Linked DNA regions of Homo sapiens: regions 2, 3, 4 and 5 are each linked to region 1. Evidence: chromatin contacts called from ENCODE Hi-C or POLR2A ChIA-PET data. All regions are on one chromosome and are shown on one strand. The core of a region is the stretch at or near the end of the contact, and the rest is flanking DNA. Distances in the headings are between cores, read along the strand shown. Region 1 holds the start of AMBRA1 (autophagy and beclin 1 regulator 1). Region 2 overlaps PHF21A (PHD finger protein 21A). Region 3 holds the start of NDUFS3 (NADH:ubiquinone oxidoreductase core subunit S3). Region 4 holds the start of CELF1 (CUGBP Elav-like family member 1). Region 5 holds the start of CRY2 (cryptochrome circadian regulator 2).

The links. Hi-C counts contacts between places; a loop is a spot of excess contacts on that map. ChIA-PET counts read pairs that join two places held with the same protein, here RNA polymerase II (POLR2A). Pooled maps may share reads with other maps.
Region 2: a loop to region 1 is called in a pooled map, with 4 times the contacts of the local background. The contact joins the enhancer-like site here to the promoter of AMBRA1 in region 1. A Hi-C loop is called at or near these places in 1 of 37 single-sample maps with no recorded cell type and 2 of 50 pooled maps. POLR2A ChIA-PET finds 5 or more read pairs at or near these places in 1 of 52 experiments (OCI-LY7).
Region 3: a loop to region 1 is called in a pooled map, with 8 times the contacts of the local background. The contact joins the promoter of NDUFS3 here to the promoter of AMBRA1 in region 1. A Hi-C loop is called at or near these places in 5 of 50 pooled maps. POLR2A ChIA-PET finds 5 or more read pairs at or near these places in 2 of 52 experiments (A673 and WTC11).
Region 4: a pooled map shows a loop between it and region 1 (10-fold over the local background). The contact joins the promoter of CELF1 here to the promoter of AMBRA1 in region 1. A Hi-C loop is called at or near these places in 1 of 37 single-sample maps with no recorded cell type and 5 of 50 pooled maps. POLR2A ChIA-PET finds 5 or more read pairs at or near these places in 2 of 52 experiments (A673 and WTC11).
Region 5: a loop to region 1 is called in a pooled map, with 7 times the contacts of the local background. The contact joins the promoter of CRY2 here to the promoter of AMBRA1 in region 1. A Hi-C loop is called at or near these places in 1 of 37 single-sample maps with no recorded cell type and 6 of 50 pooled maps. POLR2A ChIA-PET finds 5 or more read pairs at or near these places in 1 of 52 experiments (activated B cell).

What each region holds. Positions count from the first base shown.
Region 1 is chr11:46,592,726-46,595,425 of GRCh38, reverse strand. AMBRA1 (autophagy and beclin 1 regulator 1) reads left to right here and starts at 1,403. Exons shown (of 18, transcript NM_001387011.1): 1 at 1,403-1,598. RefSeq lists enhancers at 1,219-1,648, 1,151-1,651.
Region 2 is chr11:45,929,265-45,931,964 of GRCh38, reverse strand. PHF21A (PHD finger protein 21A) reads left to right here. Exons shown (of 19, transcript NM_001352027.3): 19 at 1-2,646. Among named protein-coding and RNA genes, the nearest start is that of LARGE2, 8.0 kb to the right of the region's middle. RefSeq lists enhancers at 1,378-1,467, 1,818-2,007. Within about 2 kb of position 1,369, at least 18 of the 41 ENCODE cell types and tissues checked have a DNase peak (open chromatin) inside an H3K27ac peak, as active enhancers do; they include OCI-LY7, where a contact is called at or near this core.
Region 3 is chr11:47,577,824-47,580,523 of GRCh38, reverse strand. It overlaps NDUFS3 (NADH:ubiquinone oxidoreductase core subunit S3), which reads right to left and starts at 1,450. Exons shown (of 7, transcript NM_004551.3): 1 at 1,366-1,450; 2 at 1,190-1,255. The coding sequence starts at 1,432. It overlaps KBTBD4 (kelch repeat and BTB domain containing 4), which reads left to right and starts at 1,554. Exons shown (of 4, transcript NM_018095.6): 1 at 1,554-1,591; 2 at 2,496-2,700. The coding sequence starts at 1,573. RefSeq lists enhancers at 677-1,335, 1,404-1,643, 1,336-1,995.
Region 4 is chr11:47,551,800-47,554,499 of GRCh38, reverse strand. It overlaps CELF1 (CUGBP Elav-like family member 1), which reads left to right and starts at 1,368. Exons shown (of 15, transcript NM_001376376.1): 1 at 1,368-1,508. RefSeq lists silencers at 1,093-1,622, 1,693-1,782 and enhancers at 1,130-1,805, 2,481-2,700.
Region 5 is chr11:45,846,097-45,848,796 of GRCh38, reverse strand. CRY2 (cryptochrome circadian regulator 2) reads right to left here and starts at 1,322. Exons shown (of 12, transcript NM_021117.5): 1 at 1,092-1,322. The coding sequence starts at 1,306. RefSeq lists a silencer at 552-661 and enhancers at 610-1,131, 1,062-1,301, 1,662-1,711, 1,762-1,871.

The sequences.
Region 1 (2,700 bases), core at 154-2,653:
AGCTGGGATAACAGGCACCCGCCACCACGACCGGCTAATTTTTGTATTTTTAGTAGAGACGGGGTTTCACCATCTTGACCAGGCTGGTCTCAAACTCCTGACCTCGTGATCCACCTGCCTCGGCCTCCCAAAGTCCTGGGCTTACAGGCGTGAGCCACTGCGCCCGGCATTTAAAAAAAAAAAAATTTAAGATAGGGTCTTGCTCCATAGATCAGGCTGGAGTGCAATGGTGTGATCATGGCTCATCGCAGCCTCCACCTCCCGGGCTCAGGATATCCTTTCATCTTAGCTTCCCGAGTAGCTGGGCCTACAGGCGGGAGCCACCAGGCCCGGCTAACTTTTTGTATTTATTTATTTTTTTTTTATAGAGACTGGAGTCTCACCATGTTGCCCAGGCTGGTCTTGAACTCCAGGGCTCAAAGCAATCCACCAGCCTCGTCTCCTAAAGTGCTGGAATTATGGACGTGAGCCGCTGCGCCCGACAAACTGGGACTATCTTGTTTCCTTTTTACACCCTTCCTCTCTGAGTAGTGGGGAAGGGTGTAAACCTCCCTAGGAGCAGGTAAGGTAGACTATGATTGCTCACAATTGGTAACCATACTTGCAGTGATCTTTGTGATTTATTGAATCACATCTAGGATGTACATATTAATCCATATTTGTGCTGAGCATATTCATTTATCAACTAAGAGACTACAGAAAAAAGCCATTGTTGTGGTGATGAAAATGTCAACACTTTATCAGGTTCTGAACCCAAAGAGACTTTTGCTTATTATGTAAGAAGCACACCTGTGGCTCTAGGCCTTTGGAAGAAAATAAAAGAGAAAAGCAATCCGTGTGCTTTTTTTCCCCCTGCCTTAAGGTCAGGCTACATAATTCTGGGTTTTCCCAGCTTCTCTTGGTCATGCTTTGTGGGGACTAAACTGGAGCTTTTACGTAGACTGTTCATTTTGTTCCTCAGCTTGAATTCTCTCTCGTTTTCTGTCTCTATGATTTTTAATTCCCCTCACTGCTCTGTTAGGAAACTAAGGGTCAAATGAGGTTAACTAATTTGCTCAATTGGGATAAAGAGTGTTGGGAGTCCATAGAACAGTTGGGGGACTATAGTTACACAACAAGTGTTATTGCGCTATGATTTGATCTTCAACACATTCACGAGAAACTCCAGTTCTCTAAAGAACTTTAACAGCCGGCGACCCACAGAAAATGGCAGAAGTGCAGGCTCTTTTTTAACCCGTGGCTTATGATCTGGGTTTGTTTATTTACGCCTCAGACAGGAGCCGGACCTTGAGTAGGAGTTGAGCTGTTTTTCGGCGCTCGGCTGTGGTTCCTTGAACGATTGCTTGGGCGTTCCTCCTTTGATGTCTGGGGCGTTCTTGTATTCGGTGATCTTTTGCGCCGTCTTCTTGCTTGATGTCTCCTGAGCGGCGGCGGCGCCGGGTCGAGGGCTGAGTTGTCCGCGAGGCCCCGCGCTCAAGCCGCCTTCTCCTGCCGGTCGGTAGAACGGACCCCTTCCTTTATTCCTGTCTCCTCTTTCTTTTTCCCTGTGGCTCAGCCCGTTCGCTGGACTGCAAACCGAGCTCCCGTCTGCCTTGCAGGTAGGCCCAGGAGGAGCCTGGGAGGCCCAGCCCGGCATCCTTCCGCCGCGGGGTTGAGAAGACCTTGGCGCCGGCGGGTGGGCAGGCTGGCCGGCCGCCGTGACACTGCCAGAGGAGGGGCTACCGGACTGCGTTGAGGGGCGCGGCCGGAGGGGCAGCCCGGAACCGAGGGAGAAGCCGAAAGGAGGGAGAGTTGCTGGGGCTTCCCGGTGTGGTTCTTTAGGGAGGAGATGTTGGGTCTAGGGCACCCCCAGTGTGTGGCGAAAATGGCTTTCCAGGAACCGATAGAGCTTTGCGCACTTTGACCCTCCTTCCTTTCTCCTTTTCCCCCCACCCCGAAGTCTCCGGGTGTCATGCCTCAATTGCACTGGGGACCCCTACTGAGTCCAGCCTTTGAAGGGACCTTTGAGTAGGTGGAGGCTTATGGAACAAGGCCCTCTGGCTCTTCTGAGCGAAGTGTTATGTTCTCGCCTTTTTCTGGGTGGGTAAACTGAGGCTGATGTCTGGGACGTGACTTCCCCACATATCCCCAACAGATCATTAAATTCACTGTAAGTCACTTTTTGTCGTTTACCAATTCCCTTCCCCCCACTTACCAGTCAAGTTATGAAAACAGTGAGTTATTGTTTGATCGTCTGTGATCCCAATTTTCCTAGGAATATAGACTGTTAGGAATATAGATCCTGTCACAAGAGGCTTCAGAAGTAAAGGAACCATGTGGTTTCTTGGCTGTTTTGCTTTTCAAAGTCTGTATCATTTTAACTAGTGTAGCAATGACAGTTTCTTTTTGTTTCTTGATAACCTTGTTGTCTACTTTGTTTCCTGATAACCTTGTTGTCTACTTTGTTTCCTGATAACCTTGTTGTCTACATTGTTTCCTGGTTGATTTATCCTCCTTCTCCCCAGCCTCTTTGGAAATCTTATAACTATGGTGTTTGTGGTTAGAGGTTAGAGTCTAGTAGAGGATGGTCAAGACTTTGAAGGCAAACGCTTGTCCTGTGAGGGTCTGCTTTCTGGGGAGTATCCAATGGAAACCCAAGGAGTCTGTCTCTCTTTTTTCTTTTTTTTTTTTAAGACAGGCTAGCTCTGTCGCCCAAACTGG
Region 2 (2,700 bases), core at 120-2,619, 660 kb after region 1:
ACAAGCCTCCTGGGTGACCCTGGGCTAGAATTGCTGCGCTTGCCTCGGCTTGGCCGGTTGTGGCCTCTCCTTGAGAAAACCAGGGTTGTGAAAGACTCAGACCATTCTCTCATCTTGCCTTGTCAGAAGTAAATTGTGTCAGATTTGTGCTCTCGCTGGAGACCTTTGCCCCTTGCGTGCCCCTGGCCGATGGGAGGGCGGTGGAGGCTCTGTACCCTGGCCCTGCTGGAGCATCTCCCCCAAGCCCACTCCAGGCCCTGGGAATGGCCAGAGTCTAGGAGAGGTAGAAACGATCCTATCAGCTTCTCTCCCACCCAATTAGGCCCAGAGAGACAAAGACAGATCTGAAAGCAAATGCAACAGAGAAGAGACACTTCTTAGAGTAAAATGTGTCTCATCTCTATCAGCCATCGCCTTTCATCTTCCCAGGGGCCTCAGAAGAAGGAATTAAGTTAGGCTGAACAGGCCTCAGAGTTAGGCCCTGGCTGCTTGATTGGCTGAGGGGGAAAGAGTTCCCTTTTCTCATTCAGAAACCAAGGTGCTGTGTCTAGTCAGGGAGCCTTGGAGATGCCTGGACTAGTTGGAGGAATCGTTGGCAGAGGATCAGAGACCAGCAGCAGGCTGTCTGCCCTGTCTAGAGCTCTTCCCCTCAACTTGTCTGGGCCCATCTGGGGGTTGCCACACAACACCTAACTTACCTTTTCCTGAAAGAAGTTGGGAAACCATCATCACTAGAGGCCTTTGCTCAGAGAGGAGCTGCCTTAGGAGTCTTGGGTCGGAGGACGGGGCTAGGAATTGACCAGGGCTTTGCCTGCCGCCCTCAGCAGTGTCGGGTACATTCTGACCTCGCCTGCAGCTGGGCTGTGGATTCTTCCTGACATTCAGATGTGAGCTGTTTTGGGAGTCAGCTAGTATGGAGTACGAGATGCAACCCAGCCCCCAAACCTACATTCTGCACTCAAATTCCAAAACACTGCTTTACTGTAAAGAAGAGGCCCCTGGCACCCAATCTCCCTGTCCTTCACTGTCCCCTCAGACCTGGGCGGGGAGGGGGGGGGGCCTGTGACCACCTGAGACATACGCTCGTGACACTGCCCCACCCCAGCCACCTCCACTTGCTTCCTCCTCCTTCCCTCCGCTGCTCTTTCCCCACGGCCCAGAATTTAGCTGCTCTGACAGCCACTTTTGAGACCAGCTGGCTTTGTAGTCACTTCAGAGAGCTGGAGCGGCTGCCCACTGGGCCCTGACTGGGAGTCCCCTGCCAGCTCCTGATCAGGCGCTGCGCCCTGGTGGCAGTGATGACTGGGAGTCCCCTGCCAGCTCCTGTCCAGGCGCTGCATCCTGGTAACAGTGAGGCCATGTTGCTGTCATCTCCACCTCTGCATTCTTGCTGCCTGTGGGTCCTTTTTCTTTCATGGAGCCTGCTGGGTCTTGTCTCACCTGTGCTGAGCTCCTCTGGGGTTTTGATTTCTTCCTTCCTTATCAGGCCCTTTGGGGTAAGCCTGCTGGTTGTACCTGACATAGGGAGGCAGTTAGGGGCAGTCCCTGGTGGGGCCGCCCTGGCAGCCTCCAGCTGGCACCATCGTGTGCCTGGTTTCCCTGCAACACCTGCCTCTCTGTCCCTGCTGCTGCTTGGCTCAGGCCCAACAGGCAGCGTGCATGGAGGTGGTTACACACAGCTGTTTCCGTGAGGGTGACCGTGTCTGCAGCACGCTTCCGTCTCCGCATGCACGGCTGCCTCTCCAGCCACCTCTGATACTTCTCTCTTGGGGCCATCAGAGCCTCCCTTGGGCTGTCACCTCCCAGCTCACACACACTCTTCAGTGGTTTCCTCTCTTCATTCTCTTATAGGGCGTGGTCCTTCTTATTTATCTAAAGGGCTGAATTTAGGAGACTTTTTACCCAGGGGCAAAAGGCTCTTAGGGTAATGAGATGGATGGTGGCCCAGGTGCATTTTCCAGGGCCTGGGTTCTCCAGATCCCGTGGCTTCTGTTGAGTGGAGGCAACTTTGCTCTGTGTGAACCTCGCCCCTGTCCCTCTGCCGGGCACCCCTGGCAGGAAGCAGGACTCCCATCCTCACCCTGACTTAGACTGTCCTCTGAGTCAGCTCCTCTCCAAGACAGGAGTGGGCAGCCCTGGGCAGTCTTCTGGCCCCTTGCTAAAGTGAGGGGCAGGAAGCTGGGGCTGCCCTCCAGAAAGCCGGGGTAGGAACTCTGAAAAATACCTCCTCTAAACGGAAGCAGGGCTCTCCAGTTCCACTTGGCGCCCCCTCCCACAAGGCCCTTCCTCCCTGAGGACCCCACCCCCCTACCCCTTCCCCAGCAGCCTTTGGACCCTCACCTCTCTCCGGTGTCCGTGGGTCCTCAGCCCAGGGTGAGCTGCAGTCAGGCGGGATGGGACGGGCAGGCCAGAGGTCAGCCAGCTCCTAGCAGAGAAGAGCCAGCCAGACCCCAACCCTGTCTCTTGTCCATGCCCTTTGTGATTTCAGTCTTGGTAGACTTGTATTTGGAGTTTTGTGCTTCAAAGTTTTTGTTTTTGTTTGTTTGGTTTTTGTTTTGAGGGGGTGGGGGGGGATACAGAGCAGCTGATCAATTTGTATTTATTTATTTTAACATTTTACTAAATAAAGCCAAATAAAGCCTCTCAGCCTCATGGTGTTGGGTTTGGGGCAGGGGAGGGTGGGCAGGACACATTCCAGTC
Region 3 (2,700 bases), core at 201-2,700, 990 kb before region 1:
TGGAAGGAAAAGGCATATTTAAAAAAGAAATGGAGAAGGCAAAAGCCAGCCCTGCATGCAGTCTCTTAGGCTTGTAAGGGATGTCAAATCCAGGAAAGGCTCCCTGAAGCACCTTGAGAAAGGTGCATGTGAAAGGTTTCCCTTCTAGGGAATACAGTGATGAAAACTTGGGGAAAGTGCCACCTTAACTACACGGTCCTCAGAAAGACTCTTACTATAGCAGCTGGGGTGTTCACCTCTTCTCAAAATTACTCCACAGTTCTTCCCTCACATTGCCTGCATTTCTGCTAAAGCAGTAGTCTCAGTTCTCCTGTCAGACTAAGAGCTGTTTGAGGATGGGAACTGAACTTTTGCCTCTCTGTAGCTCCTTAGCACGCAAGTTTATACCAGGTTCTCAAGCTAAGAACTTCAGGGCTTGAAGATCCCTCACAGACTCTCTCTCTCCTTAAAAGTGTGTGTGTGTGTGTGTGTCAATGAGAAAACTGAGGCCCAGGTGTGTGTGTGTGTGTGTGTGTGTGTGTGTGTGTGTGTGTGTGTGTCAATGAGAAAACCCAGGAAAGGAGAAATGCCAGGTCTCCTAACTCCCAGTCCGTGTATCTTGACTGTAACATAATATGTACATACTCATTCATGCAACCCTAAACCACTGAGCAATCACACATCACAAGCTACAGAATAATGGTTAGGTGTTTCTGCCTCTGGCAGCAGGCAGGCCTACTTTGTCATTCACTAGGTCTTTGACCCTGGGCAGTTTAATTCTTTGGACTGTTTCCTGATCTATAGTAAGAAGAGTAAGATGCTATCTACCCCATAAGGCTGTTGTGAGGACGAAATAAGATCATTCACTAAAACGCTTAGCGAGGTTCCAGGCACACATTAAGCACTCAATTAACGCTAGGTACTATTATTACAGGGCTCTGAGGCCTAAAGGTTATATTGCTTGCTTTCAAAGAGCTGACAGTTTAATCAGACAAAAAGGGGATGATTGAAATGGACAAGGAACAATCAGGGCCATAACAGGCCTAAGGGCACAGGGAGGGCTCGATTCTGCATGCAGGGTGAAGACCACTGCAAGTCAGATCTCCAAGATTTGCCAGGAGGACGTAGGGAAGGGCATCCTAGGGCAAGGACAGGCATCTAAGGGGCCCCGCCGATAGTTCAGAGAAGAGCGCTGCCCGCACATACTCACGGCGCGTGTCGGCCCCGGCGCTCTCCCGCCTCACCGGCAGCAACAGAACGGAGGGTCGCCCAGTCCCTGCACAGGGAGATAAAAGGCACAGACGCGCGGGATGAGCCCTGAGGAGCTCTCTGCACTGGGCACGCCGCTGCGCCTGACCCCGGTCTCAGCTGGCTGCCCGTGCTCACCCCTGGTCAGCGCCGAGGCCCCCAAGATCCCGCGCCACCACAGCCTGGCTACCGCCGCCGCCGCCATGTTACTCAGATGCAGACTAGGCAGCGGACGGAAAGACAGCAGGACACGGAGCCCCAAGGGCACGGACCGGAAACGGAAGTGTGCAGCAGATCTTCTTCCGGGCGGACGTGGAGCCGGAAGCGGAGGTTCCGGGCTCCGGGATGAAAGGAGGGAACGCAGGTGAGAAAGCGAGACAGGCAGGTAGGGAAATCGTGAGGTGAGCGTGGTCCTAGCTCCTTGTGGCAGAGCCTAGAGAGAAGGCGAGGACGCTGAAGAACCAGGCGGGTGAGAGGAGGGGAGGGGGCGGGCGTTTTGGGTTCTACGCTACACACCCCTCCCCCGCTCTCTGAGCCAAGCTTTTGACGAGGGCGGGCGGGCCTGAGCGGGAAGAACGGTTTCCCTGGCGACCGTTTCCAAGACGACTCAAGGTGGAGCGGGGACATTGCACAGGGTGATGGGCCTCCCAGTGCCCCGGCCTGGGGGCGGATGGACTCAAGTTCTGGGACGCAGCCATAGGGAGTCTTTCGAGCGAGCGGGGAAGTGTGGGGGAAGCAGCTCAGAAGAGAGCAAATGTAAGACCCACGGATATCCCAGGCTAGGCTTCATATGGAGCGTCTTAACTCCATGCGCTGGGAAGGAGAGGACCTGGCCACTAGGCCGGGGCCAGGGGTCCTTTTTGTCTGATTCTACTGCCCCTGAGCTTCACTAGTTTTATGCCCCAGTTATTTGGTTAGTAAGGCTTTTACGATCACAGGCCTCTCCCAGCCCTTTGCTTTCATATATTGACCTAAATCCCAAGTCTTTTGTTAACATTATGGAAAGGAATTATTCCGTGTTTTCTCAGGAAAACACCCAGAGTTGGAACTTTTATTTATATCATTAGCGGAGGGGCGCCACTGGGGATAACGAACCCAGATTTGGTTAAAGGATAGCGTCAGGGACATCATGGACAGGGCCAGGACTAAGGCCAATCTGGACCCACTTTGCTCTCACTTCTTCCTTTTCCCTCCCTGAGTTGGACAGTTGGATTCACAGACTATGGCTGTGAATTCCTCAGGTTACTCAAGATGGTGTTGCTTTGCAGACAGCTGGCAGAGAGAGAAGTTGGCTAGCATGGAATCACCAGAGGAGCCTGGAGCATCCATGGATGAGAACTACTTTGTGAACTACACTTTCAAAGATCGGTCACATTCAGGCCGTGTGGCTCAAGGCATCATGAAACTGTGTCTAGAGGAGGAGCTCTTTGCTGATGTCACCATTTCGGTGGAAGGCCGGGAGTTTCAGCTCCA
Region 4 (2,700 bases), core at 119-2,618, 960 kb before region 1:
AGGAAGTGAGCCATGTGGATATCCACATGATTCTATGGAGCACAAAAGGAGACAGACTCTCTGCTTGAAACATTTCTACAACCTATAGCAGCAAATATATGGTAATATTTGTGACAACATTCTGTAAGCTATAATGGTCTATAAATATAGGATGTTTTCAGTCAACTACACATAAAACTATTAACAAGAACAAGATCATATATCAGCATTATGAATGTATATAAAACTACCCAGTACAATTAGGGAATATGATCATGTACAATTTAAGGACTATATGGTACCAGAAAAACTCTGGTTAGTTTTTTTCCCCCCCAAAGGCGAAAGAGGAAAACCCTTGAGGCTTCTGCTTGGAAGCCCACTTGTTGTTTGTGGTAAGGTAGGATATAATCAGTATTTGTGGGTATAAAAATTATATTCTCTGGGAAGCCAGATGATGTTAGAGAGAAACCATCCCATGAGTTATTTGCATGTTGATGGGGCCAAAAGCTTCCAGAACAAAGTTTTCTTTCTTAATCTGCATTTAACTGCCTCACAAGGTCTGGAACCTAGGAATAAATGTTGGCTTAAACAACAACAACAACAACAACAAATTGTACTGCTTGCGTTCCATCTAGACCCAGGGATTCCAGAGTAACTCAGGAGGAAGTCTTTAGAGACCTAACCTGAGTTAAGAAAAAAAAATATATATATATATTTTTTTTTCGGTAAAAGCAGGTTATGGCTGGGCAATCGGTCTCTTAATAGAATCTTTGTGAACTTCCTTATGTCGCAGCGATCGTTGCCAGGTTGTGCGTTCACACTGATTATCTTGCTAAAAAGCACTCCCTGCACTTGGAACACACATATTCACATCCCAGCAAAGAAGGAAGGCCTGGATGCTGTTGCTTGTCTGCTGGGGCAAAAAGGGGCGTGCCATGTGCCCAACGCTGGCCAAGCACCAGTCACTCACTCATCCATTTATTCAACAAATATCTTATTATGCTCCTATTCAGTGCCCAGTAGGGGTGCCTCCTTGCCCACCAGGGTCATCTAGAGCTCCTGTGGGTGCGATGGGCGGAGTCGAGAACTTCAGATTCCCAGGCCTGGCTCTTCCCTCCAGTAGGGATCGGAGACAAAGAGATGCGCCCCTGCAGCTCCCTAGGTTGAGGGCTCCGCCCGCGGCCCCAGGGGCTTAGGTGCGGCTGCTCCTCCACTTCCCAGCCCGAGGGGGCGCTGCAGCGCCCGGCGCTCGGCCCGCCCCTACGCCGCGCTCCGCTCGCATCGGCGCTGCGGGCGGCGCCGCGGTGATACGTTCCCCCTCGCCGCGCTCCCCCTCCTCCTCTGCCCTCCCCGCCGGTGGTAGGTGCCGGAAGTGCCGCCATTTTGGGGTGTTCTGCTCTGGCGGCAGCGGCAGCGGCGGCGGGACGCGGAGGCTCCCCCGGGATTCGGCCTCAGCAGCGAGGCGGCGGCGGCGGCTGCGGAGGCGCAGGCAGCAACTGAGGCAGCGGCAGGCTCAGGTGCAGCCGCTGGTGAGTGCTGCGGCCGCAGGATAACGGGCCGCGGGAGGGAGGGAGGGGAAAAAAGGCAAGAGGGAGGCGCCGCGGGGCGGGTCCGGTTAGGGAGGCCGCGGGTCACAGGGCCCTCCGGGCGCGGCCTTTTCTCGTTCCCTGCGTCCTGGGGTAGGGCTGCGATCTCCTCCTGCATGTCGGGGTCCCCGGCTCCCCGGGTCCTGTCGCGTTTGCCCAGCGCGTGCCCCCGCGCCCAGGGAGACCCGCCCTCCTCGTGGCTTTGCTTCCTCTCCCCGCGCCCTTTACCTTCACTCTCTAGGCTCAGAGGCCTCGTGCCCTGCCCAGGGCCAGCTCCGTTTTCCTCGTCTTTCTGGCTGCCGTGCTGGACCCAGGCTACCTGCCCGGGACACCCCATCTCTGCCCCTGTCGTCTCACGTGTTCTTAGTGTCCACTCCTGTGGGTGCCGAAGGGTCCGCGCCCCTAGAAGGCAGCGCTTTTCCCGAGCCTCGAGAGCCCCTCGTTCCTCGCCCCAGATCCGCTACGGCCTTGGCTCGCCCTCCCCCCACATCAGGTGCTCACCCAGTCGTGGCCTAGTAGCTGGGCAGGAATCTCGCACCCGGGAGCGGGAGGAGCACATTAAAGCGCTTTCTTCGCTAGGGACCAGGCTTTGATTTTAAAGCCAGTGGTGTCGTGGTTGTGGTCCTCCGGGTAGGATGTTGTTGTAATTCTTGGAGACCATTACACATGCACCAAGGAGCTTCTCATTGGTTTAGGCTCATACCCATAGTTGAGGGGAATGTGGTAAGATTTTGACTGGAATCTGTTTCCGCAAAATGGAATCTCTTTCTCGCCAGGAGAGAGCTGTAGGTTTATTACCTTCGAGTAAAAAGGCTGTATAACAGTTTTAAAGAGCATGAAATGCTTTATAATGTGTGCAGTGTAAGAGGTTACAAATAATGAATCTTTTACAAGAACTTCATCTTTTTTTTTTTTTTTTTTAAGACGGAGTTTCGCTCTTGTTGCTTAGGCTGGAGTGCAGTGGCGCTATCTCGGCTCACTGCAACCTCCCCAGGTTCAAGCAATTCTCCTGCCTCAGCCTCCCAAGTAGCTGGGATTACAGGCATGTGCCACCAGGCCTGGCTAATTTTCGTATTTTTAGTATAGACGGGGTTTCACCATGTTGATCAGGCTGGATGGTCTCGAACTCCTGACC
Region 5 (2,700 bases), core at 73-2,572, 750 kb after region 1:
ATGGTGTGCCGAGAGCCACGGTATCCTGGAAATAACCCTGTCCATCGATGCAACAAGGCCACAAGCAAACATTCCCCAGAACAATGCAAACAAACCGAGCGACTGCCACTAGGTGTTCTGAAGAGCGATGGGTACATTATGTCTCAAAACTCTTTAGTTTGAATACTGTTTACAGTGAAAATACACTAACGACCTGTTCATCTTTTTCCATGATCATGTCGACTCCATCTCCTGGGGGGTCATCAGAGGGGCCCTTGATATCATGGCTTTCCTGCTCCCTAACCTTACCACAACAGTTCATAAAAGTCTCATCTCTAATGGCTCTACTGTCCTCTAAAATCATGACAAGAGGATGACGGGGTGACACTTTGGATTCTTTTAAATTTTTCTATCGAGGTCAAAGCTCCAGAGCAGGGCTTAAAACATTTTGGAGAATCCCCTGGATTCTCTGGAGCTTTGAACATAAAGCGACTCCACCTGAAGACGCCTTTGGCTTCTTTATTTATAATATAGGGGAGAAGACCTTATTTAATGCTAAGCCAGGGTCACTTGACACCCCTAGAGGCAGGACGGTCTGGGTGCAGGGTAGCCAGGATGGGTGGTAGGGCGGATTCAAACGAGCCAGAGGCTTCGGAGTGATCTCCCCGAGCCCAGCAACGGGCTCTTGAAGAATGCGAGCAAAAACCCGTCCCGCCCTCACACTACGTTATCTCCCTTCCGCCCCTCCCTGAGTAGACCGTAAGAGCCCTAGACCAGGAGCCCCTGTTCTGCCACTCACTGGCTACAAGTCCTTGGGCAGGTCGACTTTGGGTCTCCAGGGCTCAAGGGTCTCATCTGTACAACGGGGATCATGATCTCCGTTCCACAGGCAGTTGTGAGGCTCAAAGGGGTAACAGTGCGAACGCGCTTTGTCAGAGGCTGAACCCTGGCCCACCGGCGCGTTAGGACCATGACGAATTACTTCCCCGGTCTCGGCTTCTCCCCTCTGGCCTTCCAGCCGTGGCGGGGTTGGGGGGATCGTGCTGTTCGCCGGTCACCCCAGGGTCAGGGTCCTGGCTGCGTCCCCGCCACCCAGCCCCGGGTCCCCTCACCTCCATCGGTTGATCCCGACTGAGGAGGAGGCCGCGAACCACGGGTCGAGAATGTAAACGCAGCGCACGCAGCGCGCCCCGCGCACGGCCGCCAGCAACGCCGGGTTGTCGTGGAGTCGCAGCCCTTTGCGGAACCAGTGCACCGAAGAGGCGCTGTCCGTGCCGGGCGCTGGCGCCGGGGCCACAGCTGCCGCCGTCGCCACAGTCGCCGCCATGACTGTCCAGACTGCTCCAGCCACCCCCGCTCCGCCCCGGTAGGCGACGTGGACCCCGCCCATAGCCCGCCCAGTGACCTATGACGCCGCAACTCCACCCTTAGTCCCCGCCCACAGGGCCCCAGAGCCCCTCTGCCATTGGCTGAGTGCCTTCCACCTGGCGATTGGCCCAGAGGCGCCGGAACAGGCCCGCCCCCTCACGTTCCTACCATGTGTGGGTCCGCCCGGGTGGAGCTGGCATGCGGACAAGTGACGCAGGCTGGGGCTGTCCGCAGGCTGGGGCTGTCCGCGGAGTGCCGGGAGTAGGCCAAGTCTCAAGGGACAGCGGATCTCTTACCCACGTCCTGTTCAGGGCCTGCTTCTAGAAGAAGCTGCCTGGGCTGGTAGGGGTTGCTGTGACTACAGCCAGTGACTTGCAAGACTGACAGCTGACCTTCCTATTATCACCAACATCGTCACCATCACCATCTACATCATTCTACTACAGCTGCCATTTATTAAGTGCACTTTATATGGCAAGAGACATGATCATCTCCTTACGTAGACGGTCTCATTTACTATTCTCAACTCAGCCCAGTTACATTCATTTAGCGAACCCCAGTGAAAAAGCTGCTGTTGTTTTCGTTTCACAGATGAAGAAAACGGAGGGTGCCGCAGGTTGAGTGACTTATTCAATATCATAAAGCTGCTAAGAGGATTTCACCCAGATTATTCTGATTTCGAAATTTCTGCTTTTATCCACGAAGCTATACTTCTCTTTGTGCGAAGATCCTTGGTAATTCCAAGTGGCAGAGTCTAAGGACGGGGAAGGAGTGCCCTAATATGCAGCAGTAGAGGATTTGGGAGTAAGGACTGGGAATGTGGGGGACTTGAATTGAGATAGTAATTATGCCATCAGATGAATTTATTTTCTTTTAGTCTGTTTAGTAGATCCAGTGTGTGCAAAGCACTGTACTGGATTCCGGGTAGGGTTCAGAGATGTGGAGGACACTGTCCCCATTCTTCTGGGACGCCAGGTGGAACCCTCTTGGGCTAAGACGGCTTAGTCAAGCTGCAGCTTTGGGGTTATCAGGTGGAAAACAGTCTGTTTCAACTTGACCCTAGGTTGAGCCCATGCTTGGAACCCTTCCTGGACCTGGGACAGAGTGATGAAAGCATTTAGTAATTTAGTCTGCAATTTAGTGGCATTAATTGGCACCACTCTCTAAACCAGTGTCACTGCAATCCTAGGCATTCTCTGTCATTTCCAGGGCTTTTCACGAGCTGTTCCAGCAGTCTAGATCACACTCCCTCTTCCATCTTTGTTTCTAACTCCAGTTTGCTCTGTATCATTGTTCAGTATAGATGTCACCTTCTTGCTGTCTGATCCCAACCTGAATAGTGCCCCATCTTAT